3 separate regions of the Mus musculus genome follow, and all the other regions are linked to region 1. The links are chromatin loops, found by intact Hi-C in ENCODE. Cell type or tissue: left cerebral cortex. All regions are shown on one strand.

Evidence for each region. A loop is a pair of places that touch in the nucleus more often than their neighbours do. Peaks named below come from ENCODE experiments on the same cell type or tissue, not always from the same donor. Only the 100,000 strongest peaks of a DNase experiment are listed, where the experiment ranks them.
Region 2: a loop joins it to region 1, with 2.7 times the contacts of the local background. A loop is called at or near these places in 2 of 42 quality-filtered maps.
Region 3: a loop joins it to region 1, with 3 times the contacts of the local background. A loop is called at or near these places in 5 of 42 quality-filtered maps.

What each region holds. Positions count from the first base shown.
Region 1 is chr15:90,027,671-90,035,670 of GRCm38, forward strand. No RefSeq gene overlaps it. Among named protein-coding and RNA genes, the nearest start is that of Gm36330, 13 kb to the right of the region's middle. In left cerebral cortex, no CTCF peak of the experiment used is centred here; DNase peaks (open chromatin) are centred at 3,240 and 4,461; H3K27ac peaks cover 531 bases.
Region 2 is chr15:90,211,485-90,219,484 of GRCm38, forward strand. No RefSeq gene overlaps it. Among named protein-coding and RNA genes, the nearest start is that of Alg10b, 8.8 kb to the right of the region's middle. In left cerebral cortex, a CTCF peak has its summit at 3,665 (motif pointing left); a DNase peak (open chromatin) is centred at 3,636.
Region 3 is chr15:89,623,625-89,631,624 of GRCm38, forward strand. No RefSeq gene overlaps it. Among named protein-coding and RNA genes, the nearest start is that of Rabl2, 36 kb to the left of the region's middle. In left cerebral cortex, a CTCF peak has its summit at 124 (motif pointing right); DNase peaks (open chromatin) are centred at 140, 3,555, 5,783 and 6,192; H3K27ac peaks cover 706 bases.

The sequences.
Region 1 (8,000 bases):
AAGTTAACCAATAGGCTTAGAATGAGGAAAACGTGGCTATTTTCAGCAAAAAATTGCTTTTAACTTATATAACTTGCCTATATCTTAAATTATGCTATAAAACTGTTTCTTCTGGTGTTCCTATCCATGTTTTGTGTACATGCTATGAATTCTGTCCTTCTTGCAAATGGACTCCATTGTTATAATGCACTGCCCCCTTACCTTCTGGTAGTTTTCTTTTGTCTGAGGTCTGGTGGGTCTAAAATCAATATAGTTCTCCAGTAATTTTTTTATTTATTTTAGCATAATATACTTTCTTTCATCCCTTTGAATGTCTTACATCTCTGCCTTTGAATTAAAATGAGTTTTATTTTAAAAATATGGTCTATATACCTGATGCTGTATATTCAGTCATAAAGAAACCAGATCTTAAGATTAGCAATATGGATGGAATTAGGGGGTGAGTCAAGAGGAATATCTGGGAGACAAATGCAAAGACTGGGTGTTCTTATTATTTTGTGGTATACATAGATCAGGTATACATAGAGTAGAATCAACTAGAGCCTCAGAAAGCAGCCAGGTGCTACAGGGCGAGACTGGATTGGAAGTATTAAACTGATGAGGGAATTAGGTTTGATTTTGTAGAGCACAGTAGGGTAGCCCTGAGCAACACTTCATAGTGACTAGAGAAATGCGTTAGTAGAATTATCTGAGAAAGGGGAAATGCTACTCACATTGATTTTTGTCATTGGACATTGGTCACAGGTATCAAAAGATAATAAAATGCATAAAGTGCACAAACATCACATTTACATTAAGATAAAAACAAAGGGGGACTCATTGTACACAATATATCATTGAGGCGGTAAACAAACACACGTGAATTGCTTTTCTCAATGGTGCCCTTAAGATGTCATTTAACAGCAATCTGAAGTCTTGTGGACATTATTGGATTTATGTGTTCTTTGTCTAGCTTTGTAAACCCCCTACCTATTTCTGTGCTGATTTTAACCTGAGGATTTTATGTATTGACATTTTGTCTCCTTTCCTGCTGTGTCTTTTATATGCTTTTAAATAAATTTTGATTTGTCATTTGTGGTGAGCATCTGTAGCTAATAAAAATCTGGTTTCAAACAATGTGTGCTGCTTCAAGAGTAATTCAGATCTTTTTCAAATCATTTTCTCAGTTTACCTGTCTGTTTATTGTAACACTGGGCTCATTCAATTCACTTATTGTACACTGTGATCACACACTATTGTAAGTTTTACTTTAAACACCAATTTAAACATTTTCTCTTATGCCCAAAAAATGTTTCTAATCAGTTTTGTGTCCATACTTTTTTTTTTAAAGTCTTCTATGTACCACCTAAAATTAACTTAAAATAAACAGGTTTTGGGTCATAGAACATTAATTTAATATAATTATTTTGTCTTCAGGTCACATACAATAAGTGAAAATTCAGAGTAAAAATGTCAGGTCTATACTTTTAAATTTGCTCATGTACTATAGCTCAATGTAAAGATGATGCATTGGAAAAGAAGGTGAAGCAGAGAGAAGCTGAGAGTAATCAATCTATGGATGCTAACTACAGGTGCTCTCCTGAGAGCAGGGTCCCTCTGACAGTGCTGCTGTAGCCAGAAAAGGGCTCCTGGTGTCTTCTTTCCCTTCCATAACTCACAGCCGTGAAGGCACAGTCCCATCCCCTGTTCATCTAGCCGTTTTTCCGGTGAATTTTTAAAAAAACGTTTTCATTTTGTACTTGTAAACTTTCAATGGAAAACACAATGCCACTCATTTTACCCCACATTTTCTGCTTAAAATGTTAGTAATTAGGAAAACAGCTGGAAAATGGACCAGACTGTCACAATGAAATGTTCAAACATTTGCATAATACACAACTTGAAGTATTATTCTTTAAGTAGGTTTCTAAATTTCCATCCTTGCTGTATCCTCTCAGTATCATGGACCATTTTAATGTTATTCACAAAGTTAACCATATAAGTATCATTATTGAAAAAATATAAACTTTTCTCATATCAATAAAATCTCTATATATAAACAATGTGGAAAATAACATGTATCTTAACATACAGAATAAACATTACAGGTTAGACAGTGGGGGGATGTGTTTTGAATTCTACAATCACGTGTTTATTTGGGTTTTTTTTTGAAGCAAGTAGTTTAAACAGTCCAAAAATTAATGAGAAGAATTTGTTATGCCCATCTGATGATGATGATGATGATGTGTATGTGTGTGTGTGTGTGTGTGTGTGTGTGTGTGTGAAACCTATCAAGGAAACTAGTTGGATTATGTGTAAAATAAGTCATTATCTGATAAATATCACTAAGCTTTTCTTTACAACCAGAGTGATGAAGGATGAAATTTCATCTGAAATATTTTACTGTGTTAGCACATGACCCTAGGAACACTGAAAGCACCCATGAAATAACCAAAGAGCGCAGCTATAGTTAATGTTCTTTCCCCTTGATTAGATCTGAAATAATCTGGTAGACACACTTATGAACATACTTGTGCTGACGTTTCTAAAGAGGCTCAACTGGGGAGGAATGATCTGCCTGGATTGTGAACGCTCTTATCCCATGTGTTGGGATCCCAGATAGGATTCAAAAAAAAAAAAAAAAAAAAAAAGAAGAAGAAAGTGTTCTTTGCATCTGCATTATATTCATCTTTCTGACACTAACACTAACAGTATGTGACCAGTGGCCTCAATCTCGCACCACATTTTCTTTCAACCACAGTGGAATGAATGTCCAATGCCTTAAAGCAAGAGCCTAAGCCAGTATTTCCTCTTTAAGTGGCTTTTAAGGATGTTTTGTCACAATAGTGACAGAATGAACTAAGAACATTGATTGTTCTTATAGAGAACTTATTCCATTTTCAATATGCAGTCTACAACCCCATCTACAGGGGATCTTCTGTTCTCTTCTGGCCTCTATAGGTGTTAGCATGCACATGATGCACAGACCAGATGGACATGCAGGCAAAACAACCAAACACAAGAAAGAAATTAATTTAATTTAAAAAAAGTAACTAGTACAAGGAGAACCCCAGAAAAAACTCCGGAGTGAATACGATTCAAGATGTTTGACTACTTCAAGGCAGAAGTTAGTTATATTACAAATGTTACGGACAGCTGGATAGACCACATCTGCAAAACACAAGATAGGACTTGAAGCATTGGGTATGCTGGCACACACAAAGGATTAGAGTATGGATAAATATATTTAAGTATGTACAGAATTACCAAAATCCTGGCAGAAAGAACACTGACCGTCAAAGAGGAGGGCTCAAGTGTCTGCCAGGCCAAATGTATTTGGTTCACAGACATTTTAAGTTTTACACTCTTTAAAAATATTTCAGTGACATTTTGTAACTGGCAGGATTCACGTCTACTTTTTGCACTTACTAGAAATCTGGCAGTCATATGCATAGTTCTTTATCTTCCAGTGATCAGGAGAGCTGACTGAAGTTGTCTTATTTATCTGGGGAGTACCAGCTTCAGTTTGTTCCAGTGAGCCCCTTTTATCCCTCTACATCTCCCCCACATACTTAATTTTACTCTTTCCATGTGTGGGGTGGGTTTTGTGTGTCTATGTGTGTGTGTGTGTGTGTGTGTGTGTGTGTAGACATGCATGTGGGGGTGTATGTGGGCATTTAGCAGGAATGTATAGAGTAAAATTAATACTGTGGTCATCTCTCTTTGCTGCTTTTTGCTGTAGTCCCTTGAGGCAGGTTGTTTTCCTGAATTGAAAGCATCCCATTTCAGTTAGGCTGGATGCTCCAGTGTGCTCTTGGAAGCCACCTTTCACTATCGTCAAATGTTGGGGTTACAGTCCTGGACAGCCATGCCCTGCTTTTTTCCTTGGGTGCTGGAGATTTGAGCTCAGGTCGTCATGCTCAACCCTGCCTATACATGGATGTATCTCGCCAGTTCCTCCCTTTGTGTTTTGACCCCTGGATGAAACGTTGAAGTACTGAAAAAGTGCAGAGTTCCCTCATTCTATGAAACATAGGATAAAAGTCAAGATTCAATAAAAGACAGGACTGAGAAAAGATGAATCAAGACAGCTAAATTGTGAAGAAGACTGTTTATGAAGCTAAATATTCCTTATCCTGCCCAAAAAGGCTTAAGCTATCAGAACTAAACAGAAATTGGTATGTTTTACTTTCAATTAATTATATTGTTTAACTTAACTTCAAAGAAAATCCAGTTACTAGTTTATATATAGTGTGTAATTAAATTGTTCCCAAGCAACTATCTTTTTCTTCCATGACTCATTTAAGAAGCAATCTGGAGACTTTCAGATAAAAATGGAAAATTGAAGCCATTTCTACCCTCTCCCTTCTAAAGCCAACTTCAAACGATAAAAAAGACGAGACAGACAGGCTACTCAAATTCAATGAACTTTCATAACAAGTACAATCCCAAATCTTAATAGAGGAAATAATATTTATATCAAATATTCTGAGTCCAGAAAAGCAACAAAACCGTGGTCATGGATGCCACATCAGATTTACCGTGTTGGTCCCATACCTGGAAGTTCAAATATGTAACCCTGTGCAGCTACTTAAGTGGCGACGCTGTACAGGCAGGCAGAACGAGCTCCAAGTCTTTGAATAGACATCTAAATATATTTGCCAGTATAAGTGAAGGAAGATATGGAAGTCTCACTGCAGACCACAAAATGCAAAGAAGTGCTTTACAGGCAATGTTATATAGAGTCAGGGCAATAATGTGGCATTCAACTTGAGAAATGCCTCGTAACAGTGAAATCCAATGTGCCCATTGCCTGTTCATCTCTAACCTCTACCCTGTGTGTTTATTCTATTCCCAGATGGCTCAGAAGTACAAACACACACACATTTTTAAAAACAAAACAAAACAACAACAGAAAAAAGCAAAGAGATAAAGGACAATTTGAAAAGCTACTTAGTGATGAAACTATCTGGTCAGATGCATGGGGGAAATTGCTAATAAAACACTACTGGCAAAAACAGTCTGTAAATATATGAGCTAAGGAATAATTACTAGAAATTATAATTATTGAGCAGAATATCTATAAACTTTAATTCTGTATAACTCACAAGGCGGGAAGCCATACATTTCATAAACAGTCTTTTCTTTGTCTTTCGAATTGGGATACAGAATGACAATACACCCAGCCTGAATATAGAATGGAGAAATTACAAGCTATCTGGTGTTCAGAAAAGCAATTGAAAAAATTATTTTATAAAACTATAAAGTCAACTATTTGTAAAAACATAAAGTCATGCGTGAAACAACATAACACTCCTGCAAGGCAATTGTTGACCAAACACTTAAAGTAAATGAATATTAAACTACAAACACAACATGGAAGTGTGGCAGCCACTAAGAGAGCAGAGAAGAACACACAGAGCCAAGTCTTCCTCAATGTAAACTGGGCTGAATCCAGTCAATATTGAAAGAATCATTTTCAAAATTAGTATGCTTGTATACTGTACATAATGACACAAGCCAGTAATCCCAGCACGTAGGAGGAGGAGGAGGAGGCGGCAGGAGACTCAGGGGTTCAATGTCAGCCTCAAATACACAGAGAGTAGGAGGTCAACCTGGGATGTATGAGTCCCTGTGTCAGAAAACATTTTTATCTTGTCAGCATGTCAATATATGCTGTATACAATATATACATATATGTGTATATATATATGTATATATGTATATATCTCTATCTATACTCATGTGTAGTACATACAAGTATATGCTACACTTGAATAGAATGTTTGGAAACAGAAATTGCTCATTAACTCATCTCTTGATTTGGGCCAGTTGTCTACCTCTGTCTTTATGGATCCTTGCTCCTTCATTTGGGTCCATGGGAATCATCAGAGTAGCAACATTTAACATTATGAGACACTTTAACACTTTCATTGAACATTTTCATTCTTTCCTGATCCCAACTTAGTCCACAAGAAGGCGATTTGGCATCACACTAAAGAACAGCCTGTGAATGGAGCACTGAGGAATAAGAAGAGAAGATGACCAATGAGGCAGGAATAAGGAAGTGCTGACGTTTCATTGTAAGGACAGTAATAATGTGAGAAGAAATAAATTACTTGAATAGCCTTAATATCACATATAAGCAAACAAATAAGTGCTAGTGTCTAGATTTCTATAACTATCTCTGTTATTCTGACTGATACAAAGATCATGGTCCTATCCGTGTGTGTGTGTGTGTGTGTGTGTGTGTGTGTGTGTGTGTGTGTGTGTGTGAAAGAGAGAGACAGAGAGAAAGAGAGAGACAGAGAGAGAGAGAAAGAGACAGAGAGAGAGAAAGAGACAGAGAGAGACACAGACAGACAGAGAGAGAGAAGAGAGAGAGAAGAGAGAGAGAAGAGAGAGAGAGAGAGAGAGAGAATAATGAGTTGCTTTGCCCATCCATCATGGCTGTGAGCATATTGACAGTTTTATTCTATCTGTTCTAATGCCTGTTTCTTGACCTTCATTCACGAAATCTTTTGAAGTATAACATGCATGCCATAAAATTGGCCTGCACCCAGTTATGGTTTTGGTGAATTATAAAGCTATGCAACTATTTTGACGATATAGTTTAAAAAATATTTCCATTACCCTCTATCCTAGTTTGTGTTTTATTACTATGATAAACACAATGACTTATAGCAACTTGGGGAGGAAAGAGTTTGTTTTAACTCACAGGTGATAGTCCATCGTGGAGACAAGTCAAGGCAGGAACTGAAGCAGAAGCCATGGCCAGTATCTTCTGGGAGACTCTTACTCATTAAAAAATTCAGTTGCCACTATGTATCAGTATAGCCTTGGTAATTTCTAGACCACAGCTTCTGTGTGGAAACACTTGCCAGAAGAATTTGCCTCATTAATGTAGGTCTCCTATTAATCACGGCTGATCTTTCAGCTCCACATAATCAGCATCAATTGCCCCAGGAAAGCATCAAGTTCACTCCACTGGTGAAGATATTTCATTAGTCAGAGCAATTATTTAACTGCAACTGACCAGAAATCACAGATTCTCAGTTCAGAATATCATAGGAACAGAGCTAATAGTCTCTGCTTTCCATGGAAGCATCATGGACCAGGCAAGTCTCCATTGCCTGCTTTTCTTAAAAAAAAAAAAAAAAAAAAACAGCCTTATTTCCAGGCTTCCCTGTAACAACAGTCCATTCAGCTCTGAGTACCCAATGGCTTTTCCAGCCCAAAGTTCCAAACTCTTCAACAATCCTCCCCCTTTGCCCCCAATCCTACTTGGTCAGGTCTGTCATAACAGTGCCTCACAATTTTAGTATCGATTTCGTTGTGCTGGCTGGTTAGATTTTTGTCAGTTTGACACATACTAGAGTCCTCTGGGAAGAGGGAACCTTAACTGAGAAAAGATTCCATCCTATGGATGTCCACTAGGCAAACCTGGGCAGATGATTTCTTGTTTAATGATTGACATGGGCGGACACAGCCCACTGTGCACAGTGCCACAGTTGGGCAGGTGGGTCTGTGTTGTGTAAGAAAGCAAGGTGAGCATGTGAGTAAGCATTGTGTCTTCACGGCTTCTGCCTTAGCTCCTGCATCAGGCTTCCTGCACTGACTTTCCCTCATCATGGACTGTGACGAGCACACGTGAACTAAGTAAATACTTTCCTCCCCCAAGCTGGCGTAGTCAGTATTTCATCACAACAATGTAAAGCAAACTAGAACATTCAAAAGTCAAACCTCGGACCCAAAACAGTTTGTTTTTTAAAAATATTTATTTATTTATTTATTTTATAAATATAATTATTAATTTGATATAGTTGTCTTTTTTAAAGTATTTAAAGGCGATGATAAAACATATTTTCACATGTTCCAGTTACTTGTAGACTAACACCCTTTGACATAACTCTTTTGGACATTATCTTATGAATTACACAGTGCAATATGACCTTGAACTTAAGCAGGATACAAAGCAAGCTGATTAAGAAAATAATATCTCAAAACTGTACTTCCCTTTA
Region 2 (8,000 bases), 180 kb after region 1:
GCGGGAGGGCAGCGGAAGTCGGCGTTTTAAGAATTCTTCCTCTATCACTCCTCACCTTGTTTTTGAGACAAAGTCTCTTACTGAATCTAGGGATCTCTGTTTCAGCTAGGATGGTAGGCCATGGAACCCCAGGATCTCCCCATCTCTTCCCTCTAAAACATACACTGCCGTACGTGGGCTTTGTGTGTTAGCGATTTGTGTGATGATCCTCATGGATTGTAAACACCTCACTCTCTGTACCATCTCTCTATCCTCACAAGTCCGTCTTAGATAACCACAAAACATTAGATTTTCAACACACCAAAAAGGGAGGGTAAAGACAGAAGGTTGAACATTAATATTGACAGGAAGGAAGGTGGTCCACTGACCTCCTGAATCATCAGGTAAGCATACTTAGTGTTTTCTGGGCATAGAATGAAATCAAACTTTTATTTTTAGATGAAGTTTTGTTTATCACAATGCTTTTGAAATTTTCCTCAAACTATGTATGCAACAAGGATTTCTTTCATTTCTAAGTAATCGTATATGGATAACCTTATTAAATAGTTTAGATGAATCACTTCAACTGTGAAATAGTAGAGAAATAGGATATACATGTAATATAGATTCACTTTTTGGACTTAGATGCCAGGGACATAAAGTTACCCTGACAGTTTGCTATTTATAGGGATTGAAAGCCCTATTCAGATTGCTGGTTAGGTGGATTTTGTTGTTGTTGTTGTTGTTGTTGTTGTTGTTGTTGTTTCAACTTTACTCAAGCTGGATTCATTTTAGAAGAGAGAGTATCAATTGAGGAGTTATCTCCACCAGTCTGACCAGTAAGAAAAATCTGTGAGGTGTTTTCTTATTTAACGATTGCTATGAGCCAGCCCAGTCCACTGTGGTCAGTGCCAAGCCTGGATAGGTGGTTCTTGGTTATATAAAAAGGAGGCTAGAAAGCCTTGGGGAGCAGGCTAGTAAATGGTCCTCTGTCCGTGTTCCCTGCCTCAGTTCCGGCCCTAAATTTCCTCGGTGACTGACTGTGATTGGGATGTAGAAGCCAAGAGCACGATTTCCTTCTCAGACTCCCTTTGGTTATGGTGTTTATCACATCCACAGAGAAGTAAACCAATGCATTCTTGGCCTTTGTCTCCATCTGGTCACAAATCAACAGCAGTGTTCGAGATTTGTACCGGCTCACAACACACATTTTTTTTTCAATGTAGGCAATTACATCAAGGACCTTATACCTACAAAGTAAAAATCTGTCCCTGAACTTAGTCCCCCAGGCTAGGACATACTTGGAATTGAATTCCAAATAGTTTATTATGTACTTAATTGATTCTTATATTAATATAAGGAAAAACTTGCCATTTTTCAAAAAAAAGTGATGCTATTCTTACCAATCTTTGATTATTTCTTCTCCATTATAACCATCATAAACTCTCTAAACCCGTCCGAGTGTATGCATTAGCATGGCTTGATTTTTCAGTATTAGACAATGGAGATAAAAGTCCAGAGTAACTTCAGTTATATATAATGTTCTTCTGATATCCCCTCAATGGAAGGTATTTCAATTTTAAAGATTTATATTAACCATTGAAATACAAGGTTCTGACTTATGAAGTCTTCGTGAATGTTTTTAAAAGCACGCAAAAACAGTGAGAAAGAAAATATTCCAAAGGTGCAGCAGCCAAGGCTTGCATTGTGAAGATGGTGAGAACTGGGGAAGTCAGAAAGTAGAAGACAGACAGCAGCTGGACTTTTAAAACTCAGAGGCTGAAAGTGGGCTAAAATGTTATTGCATTTTAATAAAATTATTATTTTATAATGTCCTGCTAATTTGGGATCGTTTAGAGCATTTTAGATGACTACATAAAACCTGTAATAACTATCATGTTTGAAATTCAAAATGTCTAGCTTTCATTCTTGAACAACGATGTGAGAATTATTCTTTTTCAATATTTAGTGAAATCCTTAAAAAAACAAAACAAAAACAAACAAACAAACAAAAACTTTGTGGGGGCTGGAGAGATGGCTCAATGTTTAAGGGTACTGACTGCTCTCCCAGAGGTCCTGAGTTCAATCCCCAGCAACCACATGGCGGCTCACAACCATGTGTAATGGGATCTGATACCCTCCTTTGGCGTGTCGGAAGACAGCTATAATGTACACGTATAAATCAAATAAATCTTTAAAATATAAAAAGAAAGAAACAAGCAAACCCCCCAAACCTTTTTGGGTGATGTTTTCAAATGCATACATGAAAACTAGGCATGTAGGAGTATAAAAGAACCAGAAAGACAGACGTCAGAGTCATCTTCATTGATGCCAGAACTTGGCTCCTGATTCTGGGAACCCTCTCTGGCCCAGAAGCCGACAACCTCTGATCCTGTTAGGACATCGGTCCTCCGCACAGCTGCGACGTTGTCCAGTCGCCATCCAAACATTTGCATGCCTTTTCAGAACTCTTATAATTGCCATCAAAATTGTCTTCTGTTTAAGGAAAAAAAAAAAAAAAAGGCAGCTGAATTGAAAAAGCCCTCTTTAGAAAGAGTGTGTATTCAAATGACCCATAACCATGTCAAAACGTCCTCTTTTCAACCGTCTCCAGAGAGAGCAAATTAAGGCTAAACGAGATACCACTGCGAATGCACTGGTGTGTGTGAGATAAAAAGTGAGCAGCGTCACGTGTTAACCTGGGAACCCGAAGTTAACATGCACCCTGCTTGAAGCAGCATAAACCTGTGCAATCATCTCCTGCTCCCTTGTCAATATCTGGACTAGAAAATATACACACTTATATATGTTCCCTATGGTCTATAACCTTAGGTTACGTAATCAAAGTGCATAAGTGGGATCTTAAAAGTGGAGATCTGCCTTTCCTTTTTTACAGGGGTGCCAAAAGTGTTTGCCTCTTGTCAGGGTTACATGTCCTCCAAACCCGAGGGAGCCTCCGAGCCTCATCCTTTGGCATTACTGCATGACTCAACCCGGGTGCTGTACTCATGGTAGGAGAGGATGTGGACTTGCATCATGGCTCCCTTCGATGGTCATCACTCTCACCTGTCTGAGGGAAGCAGGCTTGCTTTCCTTTCTTTCCTGTTAGGATGGTTTGACTTGCTTCGGCACCTGAGACAGCCCCAGTATTTCATGCTTCCAGCCAAAGCACAGCCGTTGGATTAGTGGGGCATCCTGGCCTAAAGCCTTCTTGGCACTCTAACTAAAAAGGGCAGACTGTTGCCCCTTCTCTCTGTGTCCTTTAGGACCTCTGCTGAGTCCTGGGATGGAAACTCACCTCCCCCCAGAGAGAAGGATTTTACTTCATGTGATTGATGGATCCAGGAAAGCGTCCAGTGTTTTCTATTTATTTCCAGGGACAGCCAGACAATCATATCCATGCCTACTTTTCTCTGCCAGATGCTCCAGTCTCTCTCCTGCTTCCAAAATTTCTGGCCTGACTATATGATTGTTAGAAAACATATCATAGAAAACAGAAAAGGATAGTGAGGAATTATACCTATTGATCATTATGAGCTTTAAAAGCTAAACACAGCCATCCTGACTGGCAGCCTCATTAGGCAACTATCTGATCGCCTATCAGTATGCAGGACTAAAACACAACTGGCAAGGTAATAAAGCGGTCCTGATTTCACAGAAGTTGCCATCGCCCTCTAGTGGGAAAAAGCGTCATTACACCCTTCCAACGGCTTAGACCTTTCTCAAATTTTGGCTTGAATTAATCATCGATAAACTTGATAATTATAGAAAGTGCCATTTGTGGACAATAACAGTAGAGTGTTTTATTTTATGACATTAAACAGGTGTAAGTTATTTAATATAGACAGCCATATTATTCAGGTAAAGAATATAAAACAAAACAAGAAAGAAAGGACAGGACAGGACACAAAATCCGGGAATTCTCTCAAGGGTAGGCTCTGCCTGTGGAATGAAATCTGTACTAGGTTCTGAACTTCAATTTATTAATGGAAACTCACGTTATCTCTGCTTATACTAAATTAATGCATGAAAATAGCTAAAATAATAATAATATTTAAAATGTGTTCCAATCCTTTAACTTACACCCAGTACCAAATCTCTAGATTTAAAGATGCTTACATCTTTCCTCTGCTTCTAAAACCAAAGGGGCAAGTCAGCCTCCCGTCCTCCACTCTGGTCCTCCATCAATTTGGCTGGACCTAGCTTTTCAGATTCACATTTGAATGGCAAAACTCAGTTCTAACTATGAGATTTTTCAAGCTAGACTGTACCAGCATGTCTATTAAAACGGAAGTCTTTAAGGAATTAAAATCGTCACGTCTCATTCCTCATTTTGGTGTTTAAATGGCTCTGATGCTTTAGCACTACGGCGGTCAGACTCATTTAATATCCAGCTCATGATACACCCACACTTTGCATGGATTAAGTGCAATAAATAAATAAGTAAACAACTCATGCAATTTCTGTTTCATGAATGTTCCTCATTATAGGGTGTGAGAACATGAAAATGTACTTTCACTTTATATAGTGATCGTCTGAGAGAGAAAAAATCTGATTATGGATATAAATGGAGAAAAATAATAATCTATATTTGAAGTCAATTGTCTCATTTCTTGGTGAAATAAGTGCATTGACACTATACTTGTTTTTTCTTTTTCTCTTTTTCCTTTGTGTGTGTGTGTGTGACAGGGTTTCTCTGTGTAGCCCTGGCTGTCCTGCAACTCACTTTGTAGACCAGGCTGGCCTCGAACTCAGAAATCCGCCTGCCTCTGCCTCCCAAGTGCTGGGATTAAAGGCGTACACCACCACGCCCAGCTTTTTCCTTTTTCCTTTTTGTCTTCTTCTGCTTCTGCTTCTGCTTCTGCTTCTGCTTCTTCTGCTTCTGCTTCTTCTGCTTCTTCTTCTTCTTCTTCTGCTTCTTCTTCTGCTGCTTCTTCTGCTGCTTCTTCTGCTGCTTCTGCTTCTGCTGCTTCTGCTTCTGCTTCTGCTTCTGCTGCTGCTGCTGCTTCTTCTTCTTCTTCTTCTTCTTCTTCTTCTTCTTCTTCTTCTGCTTCTGCTTCTGCTTCTGCTTCTTCTTCTTCTGCTTCTGCTTCTTCTTCTTCTTCTTCTTCTTCTTCTTCTTCTTCTTCTTCTTCTTCTTCTTCTTCTTCTTCTTCTTCTTCTTCTTCTGCTTCTTCTTCTGCTTCTTCTTCTGCTTCTTCTTCTGCTTCTTCTGCTTCTTCTGCTTCTTCTGCTTCTGCTTCTTCTTCTGCTTCTGCTTCTCCTGCTTCTCCTGCTTCTCCTTCTCCTTCTTCTTCTTCTTCTGGTGGTGGTAGGAGAAAACCAGCAAAGAACCAGAAAAGATACATCCCTCCACAAAGCTACACAAAAAGCAAGAACCTCCGTGGAAATTCACACGCGCAGGGTTCAGATAGAATCTATGACAGTCATAACTTGTGTGTGGAGTGTTGTAGCCTTGTGCATGTGTCATTTGCGTGCAAGTGTGCATGTATGAGCGTGTGCCTGCTTGCGGAGGCCAGACGTTGATGTCTTTCTATACTGGTCTGCACCTCAAGTTTTTGAAACAGGCACTGATGATGCTATAGAGCAATAGTTCTCAACGTTCCTAGTGCTGGAACCCTTTAATATGCCAACTCAACCTCAGTGAGCATTCGCACGTGGAAAACACTGCTCTTCGAGAAGGGAAGTCCTCCTGCAGCGACTTCCTCATCTGATGGTGAGCCCCAACCATGAGATTATTTTTGTTGCTTCTTCAAGACTTTAAATTTGCTACTATGATGAATCATAATGTAAATATCTGATATGAAGTATATATTATATGCGGCCCCCATGAAAGGGTCATTTAACCCTGCATGTGGTCATGACCCACAGGTTGGAAACCACTGATCTAGACTTTACCAATTTCTCTGAACTGGATGGATGGCTAATGAAGCTTCAAGATCCTCCTGCTAGCGTTACAAGCATGCACCACCATGCTTGCCTTTTTGGTCTTTTGGGTTTTGTTGTTGTTAGTGGTGGTTTTTGTTTTTGTTTGTAGCTGTTGGTATCTGAACTCAAGTCTTCATGCTTGTACAGGAAGCATTTTACCTATCAAACCATCTTCCCAGCCCTTTAACTGCTTATTAAACATTGGTTCTATTTCTGACCTTCTGTTTCATGAGTTGCAAGGGCACTGGCATGAAGACTTGGTTTTGTGACAGGTTCTTGAGGGTTGCTAGTATTGCTGGTATGGGGACCCCGTTTTCAAGATATATAACTTTCTAGATAACTGGCCACCAGTGTTTGAGATGCTTAGGGCTAGAACTGGAATTGCTCCAGAAAACCAGGACCACCTTTCCCCTCACCATATCTCCGATATCTTCAGTAAAATCCTTGCTAACATATTTTGTGACAAGGGATGTAAGCTGACCATGGTAACATTGTGTTGGTACCTGGGATGAACTTTATCTGAGTGAGTAAAGTGCCAGTACCCAGAAGTGGGGACCTGAGAAAAACAATTCCGGGAAGAAATGCAACTCAAGGATGCAGGTTCTTTGCAATGGTTGGCCTGACCTCGCTGTTTTTGCTAATTGCACATTTTGGCTTTTGTGACTATCTGCTTAGTCTGCAGCTGTGGGAAGGGAACCTTGTGCACCATCCAGCTAATATGTGTTTTTTCCTTCTTAAATATGTATGGGTCCTGAGAAAGGTTCAGGCCTGCACTTGGCTCCCAAATACCCAGGTATAGTAGCAGCTGGCTGGAATAAAGGCTTCCAATCAGCTCATAGACTCATAGACTGTGTCTGAGAGATCTTCTCTGTGGGAAGCCCCGCACCATTTTGAAGTGAAATGGCATGTTTTCTTCATGCAAAACTTTGTTTGCTTATTTCCCAGTGATAACACATCGACCAAAGATTGATGCCAAGTCTTAAAATTGCACTTTGGAGCCTACTGTGTAGGACATTGATGCAGGTTACAGTGCTCATTGTTGCTAGAACCAATTGTGACCTAAGTAAATCAGCAGCACCACTATCAATTAGTCAAAGTTTGGTTCATCGACAAGGGGGAAAGTGTGGCTAGAGGCAGGATGGCTTTGGACAATGCTTCAGTGTAAGAGGACCCTTACACACACTCTTCACTTACAGGTACAGGACTTGGGAGAACCCTTATTCAGAAATAGAGTTTCACTCCGTTTACTAAACTAATACTATCTTAATTATTAAGAATGTATAAATTCATATGACAATAATAAATGCAAAAAAAACCCCTCAACTGTTTTTCAACCAAAGGTTTACTTCTTGCTAACAATTTCTAGCTTCAGGATTCAGCAAAAATTGCTCAGTTTTTTCATAGCATCAAATATCGGAATCTAAGTTACAAGCCTCAAATAGTTTGACATTTAATAATGAAGGAATTCATCAACTTATGGATGACTCCTCTTCAAAACTAAATATCTATGAAAAATTTAATGTTAATGATGATCCTGTTTCTAAAATTAGGTCTAAGGAGATACAGTGCACTTCAAACTCCAGAAGGAGATATTCTAATGTCTTGATTTAGGGGCAGAGCTTAGGAAAATGTTTAGAATTTATAAAAAAAAATTGGTATTACCATCTAGGGGTCTTGAGTGGGTCCATTTTCTCTGCCAGTTAAAAAAATTAAAAGGCAGGGAAATTTTAGACAGCAACAAAGCATCAAATAGAATCAGCACATAAAGAAAAGGTTGTTAGGGTGAGGAAACACACATGTGCACACACACGTGTGGCACATGCACATGTGTGTACACACACACTCCACAAAGAGATGATCTGCAGTGCAGAGGGATGGTGCAAGAAATGAGAACTGAATCATCATAGGAAAATGAATAGCCTGTTTGACTCCAAAATGGTGAGAGCAGACTTTATTGGTCTGAGAGAGTGGCACAGGTAAACCCTGCAGCTCAGTATAGGAGAGAGTAGTGGAGAAGGCACCTTGCACGGTCTGAGCTTTTGTAGTGGGGTGGGAATGTGTGTGGCTTGATTCACCAAGCTTGCAAACTTCTT
Region 3 (8,000 bases), 400 kb before region 1:
AGAGCTATACATCCCAGTATCTTTCCTCAAATGACAGCACCCTAGGGACATCACTCTGCTCCATGATTTGTCACTGACACTGTCTCAAAATAGCCTTTTCCTGCTACTGCGTTGACAGTATGTGTGATGCAGATTTCTGCCACCAGAGGGCAGAGGAGACCCACTCTCGTAGGAAGATCTTCCAGGTTCTGCGAGTATAGTCTGCTTCTTCGATTGATGACAATGACACTGGACGTGGGAGAATTTTCCTTTTGACACTAGCTGCCAGTAGTACCCCGTCATGTGTCCTGGAGTGGATTTCAAGCTAAATAGGAACAGTCCTTGGTTCTATAGGTTTTTTTTTTTTTTCATACAATACATTCTGATTAGTTTTCCTTCCCTCATCAAATCCCGGGTCCACCCCACCTCTCTACCCATCCAACTCCACACCTTTTCCTCTCTAGAAAACAAACAGGCAAATAAAACAAACAAATAAAAAGGATAAAATAAAATAAATGGAAAAAAGCACAAGAAACACATATACATGCAGGCAGACAGATGCACATGCACACACACACACACACATACACACACACAAACACAAAATTAAAAAAAATAGCATATATAAACAAAAGTCCAGTAAAGTAAAAAACAAAAACCCAAAGCATGAATATCTTCAAACAAAAATATCTTCAAAATATCACTGAAAGGGAGGGTACGGCGACAGATAAGAACAACCTTCATTGTGGAGGTTAAAAACTCCTGAGAACTAGGGTGACCCGGAGTGTGTAGATCACATTCAGAGTTGAAGGTCACAGGTTCAGAGTGAAAATGACAGACACTTTCTTGCTTGTCCCTCAAGTCAAAATACATCTGCTTCTTGCACACATGTTGGATTGAGGTGAAGACAGACTTTGAACAAAGAACTTCTTTGTGTGAGGGTGTGAGTACGGGTGTGTGTGCACCACAGCACATGTGTGCACCATAGTGCATGTGTAGGTCAAAAGAAAATCCTGGCAGTCTGTCTTGTGTACTGTGACTCATATTATTTTTCTTTCTCAGCTTTCAATGTTTTTTCTTTGTTCCTTATATTTAGTGTTTTAGCTATACTATGTCTTGGGGAGACGTTTTTCTGGTCTTGTCGGGTTGGGATTCTCTGTTCCTCTTGTACCTCTTTAATTTGGTGTTTCTTTAATTTGGGGGAAGTTTTCATCTATCACCTTTGTTGCCATTGTCCTGGGATTCTTTTCCCTCTTCTATGTCCTTAATTTAAAGTTTTGATTTTTTTCTTTTTTCTTTTTTTACTTTTGAGACAATACTATAATTACATCATTCCCCCCACTTCTCCTCCACCCAAACTCTCTCATATATTCCTCCCTGCTTTCCTTCAAATATTGGCCTATTTTTCATTATTGTAGTTACATGCATATGTACATATGATATATTATATACATATATTCCTAAGTTTGGCCTACTCAATCTGTATAATGTTACTTGTATCTATTTTTTTATTTAAAAAATTATTCTTCTCTTATACAATACATCCTTCTCTCCACTCTTCCCAGCCTCTCCTGCACACCCCCCCCCAAATCCATTTTTCCATTTCCCTTCAGGAAAGAGCAGGCCTCCCAGGGATATCAACTGAATACAAAGTAACGAGTTACAATAAGACACAAGCCATCCTATCAGGGCTGGGTGAGGCAACCCAGTAGGAGGAAAAGGGTCCCAAGAGCAGATGAAAGAGTCAGAGACACCCTCACTACTATTGTCAGGAGTTCTGCAAAAACACCAAGGCTAACAACCATAATAGATATGCAGAAGACTTAGTGTGGACCCATGTAGGCTCCGTGATTGCTGCTTCAGTCTCTGTGAGCTCCTATGAGCCCTGCTTAGTTAACTCTGCAGGCCATGTTCTCCCAGTGTCCTTGACCCCTTCGACTCCTACAACCCTTCCCCTTCATCGAGAGGGTTCTCCGAGCTCTGCCTAATGTTTAGCTGTGGGTCTTTGCATCTACTCCCACCAGCTGCAGGAGGAACCCTCTCTGATAGCGATTGGGCTAGGCACCAATCTTGGATGTACGTTTTCATCAATGAACACAAGTGGTCACCCCACTGATGTGCACTTCCCTGGGGAATGCACCATGTCTCCCACCCCAGCATCCCTGGTTACCCCATCCTTGCGTAGAGATGAGACCTCTTTTTTTTTCCCTCTGTTCACTCTGGCGTGTCTTGTTCTCTTCTCTGTTTTTAGACAGTCATGTTGGTGAGACTTTATATGAGTGTAGCCTCTGAGATTATAAAGATTTGATATTTTTGGGCGGTGTTCCACATTTCCTGAATGCTCATTTCTTATGGCTGGGTATTTGTCTGTTCTCTCTCTCTCTCTCTCTCTCTCTCTTTCTCTCTCTCTCTCTCTTTCTCTCTCTCTCTCTCTCTCTCTCTCTCTCTCTCTCTCTCTCTCTCTCTCTCTCTCCTCCCTCCCTCCCTTTCTTTTTTTTTAAAAAAGAATTATCCATTTATTTTATATATATGAGCACACTTCGGACACACCAGAAGATGGCATCAGATTCCATTACAGATGGTTGCTGGGAATTGAACTCAGGACCTCTGGAAGAGCTGTCAATGCTCTTAACCGTTGATCCATCTCTCCAGCCCAATATTTATGCTTTTTAAATATCACAAATACATTTCTGGTTATGATCTTGGAATTAAATAAACTGTTTGTTCATGTCCTCCTAAATTCCTTGAATTCTTTGATAATCTTTTTTTTTTTAAATCAATTTTTGTTTTAATTTTGCATCCTGGGATTCATCTTGGTAGTTCTCATTAGTAGACACTTTGATGGAAGACATGCTGGCTTCCTCACTAATGCTGTATTTGCTTAGCCTGGGAACTTGACCTGGGAATGTGCACTTTGTTCATCAGCTGTGTGTCTGGTATGAGAATCTGTCCTTCCCTAGGTTGGGTCAGTGCAGGAGCTGCATGATTAGAGCTGGGCTGGGTCAAGCTGGTGAATGAGCCGTTTAGTTGGACCAGGAAATGATGTCTTCAAAACCGTGGTTCTGGAGCTGGGCCTGTGGGCAAGGAATGAGCATCTCACAGCATGGAGGCTTCTGGGTTCTTTTCAGAGTGTTTTCCTAGCCCACCATTGTGAGCGCCCTGACTCGCCAGCAAAGCAGACACCACAACAGGATCCTTCTGCAACACGTTTATTGGGAGAGCATTTACTGCGTAGGCAAGAAGACCCCTCGAGCCCAGAACTGGTGCTGCTTATATAGGCCTAGGAGAGGCGTGTCTCACACCAGGATTGGTTATGCATTCTACCTCATTTGCATGTTCCTCATCTGATTGGTTATTCTCTCTCAGTACCTCACTGAGCCTCATTATCATACCTTATTTGCATGTCTCTCATCTGATTGGTTATTCTCTCTCAGTACCTTGCAGAGCCTCATTATCATGCCCGGGCCAGGCAGTGACTTGGTGAAAAACTTTACTGCATGTGTACACATTGGTTGTTTACCCAGACTTATGGGTGGTGGCCAGCGGTAGCCAGCGCCACCTTGTAATGGCATATGTGGCTTCCCACACACCATCTTGAGGAGTACTCCCTCTCAAAGTTTCAACATTTCAGGTTTTAAATTAAGGTCTTTGATCTTCTTTGAGTTGATTTTTTTCAGGGGGAATGATATGGATCTAATCCGATTCTTCTGTAGGTAGATGCTCAGTTTTCCGTTTTACCAGCACCATCCATCTCACTGCATGCCTTTGCCATCTTTATCAAAATGTTGGTGGGCCCAGGCTTGTCAGTTTACTTCTGGGTTATTCTATATACTGACCCATCTATTTTTATGTCAGTATCATGCTGTCTTTGTCATTATTAGCTTTGTAGTATAACTTAAGGTCAGATACTGTCACATTCACAGCTGTGTTCTTCCTGCTTAGAAAACCCTCACATCTAATAACTAATTACTGTGAAGTTTCAGGATATAAAATCAATATACACACCAACAATCAGCTCTCAAGAGAAAGAAATTCGGAAAACATAAGTCATTAATAATAGCTGTAATAAGCATACAAAGTAGCAGTGAATAAATCAACCTAAAGAAGTGAAAAAACTTCTGCAATGCAGCTCCAAGATGTTGTAAAATGACATTAAGAAAGACACAGGACGCTGGGCGTGGTGGCACATGCCTTTAATCCCAGCACTCGGGAGGCAGAGGCAGGTGGATTTCTGAGTTCGAGGCCAGCTTGGTCTACAGAATGAGTTCCAGGACAGCCAGGGCTACATAGCGAAACCCTGCCTTGTAAAACAAAAACAAAAACAAAAACACAACAAAAAAGAAAGACACAGGACTTTCTGTGCTCCTGGATTGACAAAATTAATATTGTGAAAAATGAATATACTACCAAATTTATTCTACAGATTCCAGGAACTGCTCATTAAGGTTCTCATGGCAAATTACACAGATCTAGAAAAACCAATCCAAGAGTTCATAGGAGACCAGAAGTTCCCAAATAACCAAGAAATTAATTTTTATACTTGTATTTATGGAAAGAGTTTTTTAAACTGAGTTTTGTTGGTAGAAACGATGCAGTTGCTTCATCACAATTTTGTTTCATATATTTTAAAAATTTAATGTGACTATAATATTTCTCAAGAGTAGGCTATATGGTTGGTGGAAAAGCATTGATTCAGAACTTGGTTTGACTTGAGGCTCAGTCATTTTCCATTTGCTCCCTCTTGGACAAGTTGTTTTTACCTTTCTGACACACAATTATCTCCCTTATTAAGTGAAATTAAAGACATTTGACAGTGAAATTATGCTGAAGCAAAGGTAGAATAGCATTTATTGTGGCATGGACTTTGTGATTAAGGTGATTATAATTTTTTTTAATCAGACAAGAGAGGCAAAATTATGCTATGGTAATCAACAACCCAACTCCCTGGCACATACCAGAATTTTCCCTTTTGGATTTCAGGTCCAACACAGGCTAGCAGGGCTTGGAGATTTGATGGACTGAGGACCATTTCCATGCGTGCTTATCTGATCACAGAAGCAGTAGAGAGGCAATTTGTCAAACGATGTCTCCTATGATGTCTGCCAGACAGTGACACATTTCCCTCTTGCTCACATTCTCTTGTTCCAAGCAAAGCGCATGTCCATGCTTAATTTCAAAATAAGCAAGCAGTGCGAACTCCATGTATTCTTAAAGGAGAATGCTGCAGATGTTTTGTTGATTGACAAGGTATATATGGCTCATGACATCTGTAGTATTCTATATACAATACGCTCTCAGCGAATGGATGCTTACTGAATACATCTCAATATTTTGGGGGTTGAATTTGAGCCTACAATTTCCTAAATTGTCTAAATCATAAAAGGGCTAATTTTGATCCAAAGATAAAGAAAATTATTGAGACCTTTAATTTATGAACGGTTCTGTACCAATGCTGTGAAATGCTGTGTATCTCTGTCACAAGAGCCCTGTGTTTGGAGGTAGGAGAATATGACACACAAGGTCATAGCCAGTCTTCATTTGAGGTTCCTCTGTTTCATTCCTTCTGTTGATTACATAAACTGAAGGTTTAGCTAGAACTTCTTACTGAAATACATTTCAGCGAGGTCTTCTTAGCAAGTTTATAACACACATTTTTCTTTTTCTTTTCAAATACTTCTGAGTTTGGCTTTACTCATAAATCTTGATATGGCGCTAACACCTGGCCGCACAAAAGGCATTATTAGGGAAATTAAAATGATGAATGCTTCAAGCTCCAACTGCTAGGTTGCTTTAATGTGATTGCTGTCTATGTAATGTCTATGCTTTGTCCCATTTTGGTGAATCCTGAGACAAAATATTACACTTTAGTTAGGAGCATGCCAGGTGGTACATAATGCCACCACGGAATATGCCGTTGCTATGGCATCCAGAACCCTATTCCAGCTCTATGCTTTCACTGTCTTTCTCTGTTTTTTGTTTTTTTTTTCCAGAGTGATAGAGACAGCTGCAAATCAGATTTTTAACATTTTAAGTATGGCCAGGTTTTGTTCTTTATCAAATAGATTTTTTTTTGGTTGCTCCCCCCTGCCCCACCATGTGCAAGCAGTATAGCTGTGTAATCCACAGCATCCTTGGGTGTTGATAGATGCATTCTCAGGTCGAGCATTTTAAGTATTACCATTCCTGAGCCAGAGAAAATCAACAGCATTCGAGAAACATATGAGGTGATGGAGGGTTGCCAGCCAAGATGACATGACTCTCAGTTAAGAACTTCAGGATAGGTAGCTTTTATAGTTGGCTCCCTAGACGCTGAAGGTTTAGCAAGAGATACACAGATGCACAACAGATACCAAAGGATAACTGTAGACACAAAAAATTTTAGGAGTTTTAGATGTTTTAATTAACCCCCAAACCATATGGTGGTAACCTGCTTGTTTAATGCTTGATATGACTTTTAAGGTAGGGAGAATGGAATTATGAGTTTCACAATCTGCATTCCCCAAAGTATGTTTGAAAGACAAGATTAAATGTTAGACAACAAAATAATTTTGTCGAGAAGTGCTAAACTAGTCAAAACTCAGCTCAATACTTCAGTGTGAATCCCCAAGAATCGCTGAAATATTTCCCTCCTCATTCTTCCACAGAACTCATCATCTTCTTGAAAAAAATTAAGTGTGTGTTCACATGTGTGCACACGTGTAGAGGTCAAAGAACAACTTTTGGGAGTTGGTTCTGTAGGCTTACATTTTTAAAAACCTACTTTAATAAGAGTTCTTGAATGCTTTAACTGCCCATATAGCCCACTGACCAAAGGACAAGGAGATGTGGATCTGTTTAGAAGAAATTCCTTGTGGCGATCCCAATCTTTGTTGTCTGTAGTCCAGTCTACTAGCAAAACATCAACCGGGAATCAGCAGCAGTGGCTTGATCCAGGAGAAACCAAGAGGATCCACTAATTGGCACAAGTTCTTTGGTGAGTTTCTCTCTATGAAGTCACAACAAGCAAAGATCAGCGAGGAAAGGAGGTGAACCAGCTCACTAGCATCATCAGTGAAGTCTAACATCAGAAAATCCCAATGAAGACCAGCAAGGTGAACCAATGTCGTTCCACTGTCTGCTGGGTTATTCTTATACTCTGTCCAGACAGCACGTGCTCGCTCCAGCGTCTGCTCTAGCAAAGCGTCTTCCAGAAAAACACACGTCTGTTACCATCAAAACCTCCTCTCGTGTGTGTGCTTCCGCAAAACATCCTCTCATGAGACAGTTTCCAGGAAAACATCATGTGACTCAATCGAATCTCCAACAAACCCAGACATTTCCACTTCATAGTTCTTTCCTTCTACCATGTGGTTTCTGGGGATCAAATTCATGTGATGTGGCTTAATATTAAATTCAGGTACTTTTTACCTCCTGAACCATGGATTCATCCCATCTCTTTTCTGTGATATTGGTAATTGAACACTTGTATCACTCAAGCGCTCTATCTTCTAGCCCTTCCTCTGCCTTTTTCAACAGAGTATTTTGATAACTCCTTATTCAAAACAAATGTCAAGAGAGCCTGCTCTAGATTTATCTTTTAGTTTTGATTTTCACATGTACTTCCTAAATGAAGCATCTCGTGCTTAATTAAGCAACATGCATATAGTCATATAAGACATAATTATTGTAAATAACAATGGACTTTAATTCCGCACATCACTGTCATTGTCAAACATTCTGTGAGAGATGACTGAAAGAACTGACCCAGGTATAAGTGCAGGTTTAAACCTGCAGGTTTAAGTGCAAGGTTGTTAGGAAGTTGGATGTCTCATGATTTGAGTGTAAACTGAACAAGCCCCAGTGTGAAGATACCATCTTCCCCTGCTTGTGCCAATGGACCTGGCTAACTCTGCAGGCAGCATTGTGTCGGGAGCTCGTGCGCTCGTGTGCAATATTATCTGACCTTGCTTTGTTTATGTTCTCTTTGGAAACATTGGCTCTAACACATAATGAAAATATACCAGCATACGCACATACTGGAT